2 separate regions of the Homo sapiens genome follow, and region 2 is linked to region 1. Evidence: chromatin contacts called from ENCODE Hi-C or POLR2A ChIA-PET data. All regions are on one chromosome and are shown on one strand. Each heading gives the region's core, a stretch centred on a gene start or an enhancer-like site at or near the end of the contact. The rest is flanking DNA. Distances are from core to core; before and after follow the strand shown.

The links. A loop is a pair of places that touch in the nucleus more often than their neighbours do. ChIA-PET counts read pairs that join two places held with the same protein, here RNA polymerase II (POLR2A). Pooled maps may share reads with other maps.
Region 2: a map of naive thymus-derived CD4-positive, alpha-beta T cell shows a loop between it and region 1 (3-fold over the local background). The contact joins two enhancer-like sites. A Hi-C loop is called at or near these places in 1 of 168 maps with a recorded cell type or tissue (naive thymus-derived CD4-positive, alpha-beta T cell) and 7 of 50 pooled maps. POLR2A ChIA-PET finds 5 or more read pairs at or near these places in 2 of 52 experiments (PC-9 and activated CD4-positive, alpha-beta T cell).

The regions. Positions count from the first base shown.
Region 1 is chr12:45,517,023-45,520,117 of GRCh38, forward strand. LOC105369743 (a long non-coding RNA gene) reads right to left here. Exons shown (of 7, transcript XR_944886.3): 2 at 2,032-2,131; 3 at 1,296-1,389. Among named protein-coding and RNA genes, the nearest start is that of LINC00938, 210 kb to the right of the region's middle. Within about 2 kb of position 1,654, at least 3 of the 41 ENCODE cell types and tissues checked have a DNase peak (open chromatin) inside an H3K27ac peak, as active enhancers do.
Region 2 is chr12:45,667,724-45,670,818 of GRCh38, forward strand. No RefSeq gene overlaps it. Among named protein-coding and RNA genes, the nearest start is that of LINC00938, 59 kb to the right of the region's middle. Within about 2 kb of position 1,453, at least 4 of the 41 ENCODE cell types and tissues checked have a DNase peak (open chromatin) inside an H3K27ac peak, as active enhancers do.

The sequences.
Region 1 (3,095 bases), core at 404-2,903:
AATGATGAACATTTGTATAGTGTTTTCTATGGGACAGGTAGTGTGCTGAGCTCTTAATTAAGTCATTTATTCCTCTCAACAATCCTATAAGGCATTATTATTATCCCCATTTTAAGATTAGGAAACTGAGGCCCAGAAAGGATAAGTAACTTGCCACATAGCCAGTCAGCAGTAGATCCATGATTTATCCACTGCCAATCTGGTTTCAGAAGTATTCTTGTACCCATTATGCTATGCTAAAGAAAGAAAAGCTTTTAAAAATAAGGTAAATAAAAGCAGAAGGTGTTCTTTACACAGAAGAGCGTATGGTAGAGATTATGACATTTATTTAAAAGACACACGCACTTTACTGGCATAGAGTTGATAATGAAGATGTAAGGTTCTTATCCTAAAGTTCTACTGACATCATAATTTGTTTAAAAAAATTACATTTTGGAAGATGCTGAGGCTGTTGCAGATGAAGTTCTCATTTCCAGAACTTAAGGCACTAAAGCAATTTAAGCCTTGGAAAATTAGAAGTAGACGCCAGCTCTTATCTTCATCTGGTGCTTTATGGCAGCCGCTCAGTGATATACAAAGCTATGTCTGAATAACCCACCAGATGGTCCAGCTGTGAGAATGTTATTGTTTTCTACCAATTTGTATCATTCCCATGGCTTCGTAAGTTCTAGTTCTTGAACCTTCAAAAGACACCACAACTTTTTCCTTAAGCTGTGAGAAAATAATATGTTTCCCAAATCCATCACAAAAGATTCATCAGATCTGCAGGTGAATTTGCAGACAAATGTCAGTGCTTTTTGCAGTCTCCCTTAAAAGGCTGTACTTTAGTTTATAAGCCCTTGTCCTTACAAGGGTTTGATAGAAAGTTTTTGTATCAGCAGGCCAGGCACGGTGGCTCACGCCTGTAATCCCAGCACTTTGGGAGGCCAAGGCAGGTGGATCACTTGAGGTCAAGAGTTCGAGACCAGCCTGGCCAACATGGTGAGACCCCCGTCTCTACTAAAAATACAAAAATTAGCTGGGCATGGTGGCAGGCGCCTGTAATCCCAGCTACTTGGGAGGCTGAAGCAGGAAAATCGCTTGAACCTGGGAGGCGGAGGTTGCAGTGAGCCGAGATCAGGCCACTGCACTCCTGCCTGGGTGACAGAACGAGACATCATCTCAAAAAGAAAAAAAAAGTTTTTGTATGAGCAGACTGTAGACAGTTGCTACCACTGTCAATTAGTTAATGCACTTTGTTAAAAATGATCCTTGTCTCTCAAAAGCCATTTTGTTATCTGTCTTTACACTCTTACCTTCTTCAGTATTATGTGGAATTGCTTGCCTGATGTTATTGGAGTGAGCATACTGGTCATTCACAGGCACTATATGTTCCCAACTATCTGTATCCTACAAGAAAGATGAGCAATAAGAACTCACACAGTGTGAATTATAGCCTAATAATTAGTATCTCCTGCGTTAGGAGATGCAAGGCTGAGGGCTATGCAGCCATTAAAACAGTTAAGCATGAATTACCACACTATAATTCAGGGCCTGAAGGCTCTTCTATACATAGAAGCAGATGTCTCTTTTACTAGAAGAGGGAAGCCGGTAGTAATCTGAAGCGGGGGAGGTGGTTTTTTGAAAAAATGCTGGCGTGACCCAGTTACTGCTACTGCACCCGGAAATAAGACATATAACACGCCTCTGAATTCCCCTGAAGCAGCCCTTGCATTGATCTTAGCCTTCATCAGCCTCCCTGTGGGTACCTGTGGGGCCAGCAATGGATCCCTGCATTTATCTAGCTTGAGCAATTTCCCCTTGTGCGTTTTTATTGTCTTACAATTAAAACCACAAAACACGCCCCTCACCCAGGACTCTACTAGAAGCTACATCTGAGTGTATCCCTCTGTATACGTGTCCAAGAGTAAGCACCCCATGGTATTTCAAGGAAAGCAGGCACTCTAAAAACTTTTCAACACCTGGCCCTGCCTGTGTCTCAAACTTGGTCTCCCTGTACTCACTTCCTCTCTCACATTGTTCCAACCATACCTTCCACATTGCTCTTCCTCATGCCGGCCAAGTACATGTATATCAAGGGTATTTGTCCTTCCTTCTGCCTGGAAGACTCTTCCATCAGGTGTCTGCATGACTGAAGGAAAGAAAAGGAAAGATATGAAATAAGGAATAAAACAAGGACAGGAAAAGAAAGCCTCAGAGAGTCCTTTCCAGATCATAATTCATAAAAGCGTTCCATGCCATTTTTGTTTGTCTCTTTATCTGACATTATTTTACTTCCAAGCACTTACCACTACCTGGTATTAAGTTGTGTATTTATGTGTTGGGTCTGTCTCTTTCACTACATCGTAAGCTCCATGAAGTCAGTTTATTTAATTTTTTGTTCCCTGCTTTTTAGCCTCAAATTCTCAGCCCTTAGAAAAGAGCCTGACACATAGTAGGTCCTAAAATATTTGCTGAATGAAAGAATGAATTAATGCACTCCCAGTTTCAAGGAACAGAAGAACTCATATTTCCATGCTTTTTTATTTTTATTTTTTTTAAGATATGGAAACAAGTCCGGGCGTGGTGGCTCACTATTATAATCTCAGCACTTTGGGAGGCTGAGGCAGGTGGATCACCCGAGCTCAGGAGTTTGAGACCAGCCTGGGCAACATGGCAAAACCCCGTCTCTATAAAAAATACAAAAATTAGCCAGACACGGTGGCACATGCCTGTAATCCCAGTTATTCAGGAGGCTGAGGCACAAGAATTGCTTAATCCTGGGAGGCGGAGGTTGCAGTGAGCTCAGATCGTGCCATTGCACTCCAGCCTGGATGACAGAGAAGATCCTGTCTCTCTGTCTCTCTCTCTTCCTCACACACACACACATACATACACACACACACACACACACACACACACAAAGATACAGAAATACAATTCTTCAAGTTCTTTCTTCACATGTACCTCCTTTCTACTTGAAATGACTAACTAGTTTGGGATGTGATGCAGGGGCACATCTCCAAGGATTTGCTCTGGAAATGGACAAAATACTCGGGTGCCCCTCCACTTAAAGAAACTATAGGTTGTGTTGAAAAGCAAAGGTTCTCTAACCT
Region 2 (3,095 bases), core at 203-2,702, 150 kb after region 1:
CATTTTTCTGCATTATCTTGTTTATTGAATGTCTCTGTCATCAGAATGAAAGCTCCATGGGGGCAGTAAATAGTTATGCAATGAATGAATGAATGTGCTTGCATATATTTTTACCTACTAAGACTCTATATCGTCAGAGAACCTAATATACCATATGGCACTCAGTAGACCAGCTGAGTAAGAGGAAGATCTAGAATCCTAAGGCCATTCCAAAGAATGGCACATTTGAAAGGGTGCCTCAGCGTGAAACACTCAACTGGCTACATAATGAAGGCATTGAGTGTTAGAAGGAGAGGAAAAAATCCCTAACATGGACATAATAACTTATGTCCTTTTCTAGACTACAGTGCCTAAGGACATCTCTGGGTCCTAGGCACATTGTTTATATTTAGTAAAAATTTATAAAGATTACTGATACATAGTATTTGGCAAAGAAAGATAAAAACTGACATATAAACTATTTGCTTATGAAGGATAAATTTAAGGTTAGATAAAAAAAAAAAACCTCATGTTGCTATATTGTATGACGGGTATGGTTTGCAAAAAGCATAATCCAGGGCCATTTTCCGCATTATATTAAATGGTGTTTCTATACTGAAATCAACTCCAAACTTATACCATAAAATATTGTGAAAATGTCATAGGTAGTTAGTGCAAGGTAGTTTTTAAATAGGGAGTCATTACTTTCGAATATCCATGGAACTTAACATTTTCTTACTTAATTTTTATCAAAAGATTTCAGGGAGTTTGGAACGTCTCACAAAATAGCTACTGAACAGGAATATGGAGAGAAGCAAAGTTTGTTAACTGGAATAAAATAAACCTACTTGGAACTTGGAACTCAAAATTCAAGCTCACTTACAAGGTGTCTGCCATGCCCTGCTCACAGAGTATACATTCCTGGTCAAGAATGTTAAGTCCTAAATAATCCTATCTTGGATGACACAGGAACTGATGAAAAAAGATAACCCAATGGCTTTATCACACCAAATATTCTATCACACAGATCAGAAAGAAGTTTTGACTCTAATCCCACTTAGTGGCTGTGTGAACTCAAGTAAGTAACTTAACCCCACTGATCTTCCATTGCCTTGTTTCAAAATGAGAATAGCATATTAGCACTGCCTTACCCAGTTGTTGTGAGGAGCTAATAAAATACTGTGTGTTAAAACGTGTGGTAAACCCTGAAGTGCTATACAAATGTGATGTATTATTTTTGTTCTTTAAAGGTCTTTTGACACCTAATCTTTGCCTCCATAAATGACCTCTTTGTTTTCAAGCTTGCTTTTGTCTGATCTTACACTGGCTCAAATTTTAATCTCTTACCTAGTGAAGTTATTTCTTTAGACCTTGCCTCTGCCCAGCTCTTTCTTGGACTACTAGAACCTAATTACTTCTGTGGCTTCTGTTTGACTCAGCATTCAATAGTATGGTTACTCTGAGCCTGCCATGTAAGAACTGTGAATGTAAACTAAGGGCTTATCCCCCTGTCTACTGTAATCCATCTAAGTAATATGCAATATTTGAGTGTAGATGACAAGATGGCATGAAATTTCACTTCTCTTTCAGAGAACGAAACCAATTCCTTATCTTTAAGAAGGTTTACTTGAAAGGACTTTCAGTTTCTCTTCATAAAATAATGTAGAAACCATTATTCTTTCTGTTTGCCTCTCACCTCAGCACTGGGCTGAATGTATTTATAAACTAAAACTAGAAAGAATTCTTGGTTTGCAAAAGATTTTAACAGAAAACCAGAGCTGATGGCTAATACTAGCAGGAGCAGGGTCTGTGTACTGGTTTCCACTTCATTAAATAATAGCAGCATCCAGCAGATACAGCACCTACTAAGTGCCTGAGTTTTTACATGTATTAATTCATTTACTCTTCACAACTATTATTAGCTCCATCTTGCTGTTGAGGAAAATAATTGACATAAGGTCAAACAGCTAGTAAGTGGAAGAGCTGGGATTCAAACTCAGGCCATTTGATTCTAGAATAAGGTCATATTCTTAACTCTATGTTATATTGCTAATAATAATGATTATTATGATACTGATAACAAAAAAAATGTATTATTTCTTGTTGCATAACAAATTGCCCCGAAATTTAGTGGCTTAAAAGAACAAAATCACAGTTTCTGTGAGTCAGGAATTTGGACACAATTTAGCTAGGTACTCTGCTTCAGAGTCTTTCACAAGCTGCAATCAATGTGTCCTGTGGGGCTGTAGTCATTCCAAGGCTCGACTGGGAAAGGATCCACTTCCATGCTCACTCACATGGTTATTGTTAGAATTCAGTTCCTTGCAGCCTGTTGGACAGAAACCATCCCTAATTCTGTGCCAGGTGGGCCTCTCAAACATGGTAGTTTGCAAAGTGTGAAAGCTGGGAAAGATATAGAGTCCAGCAAAATACAAGCCACTGTCTACTGTTAATAGACATTAGTATTTCCACCACTTTTGTCATACTCTTTTTATTAAGAGCAAGTAACTAAGCCCACACTCAACTGGAGGGGATTACACAAGGATATGAATACCAGGAAGTTGGGATCATTGGCAGTCACATCAGAAGCTGCCCACCTTCATAATAATTAACATTCTATAAATATAATAAGAAAATAACATTTATTGAGAGCTTACTATGTGCCTGGCAATAGTCCAAGCATTTCACGTATATTAATTCACATAATCCTCACAACAAACCTGATACATGAATTAGTAAGGGGAAGTGCCATGATTACACTTAGAGGTGGAGAAATTAATACCACTTTTCTGTATTCCAACAGATAAAGCCTTTCTTAGAATGCTTCAAAATGATTGCCACAAACTGAATCTACCCCAACCACATCCTCTTTCATAACCACTTGTCTTATTCACAGAACAGGCTTTTTCTAGCTGGTGGCAAATAGTAATTTCCCAAAGTAACCCCCTTCTGGCTCTACTAGTCCTGGGGGTAGGGAAGAAGAAGTAGTCTTTAAAAAAAAAAAATCACTATTTTTCATAAATTTTTTTTTTTTTTTTTTTTGGTCACCGAGGCTGGAGTGCAGTAGTGCAATTGCAGCTCACTGCAGCCACGACCTCCCAGGCTCAAGCAATCCT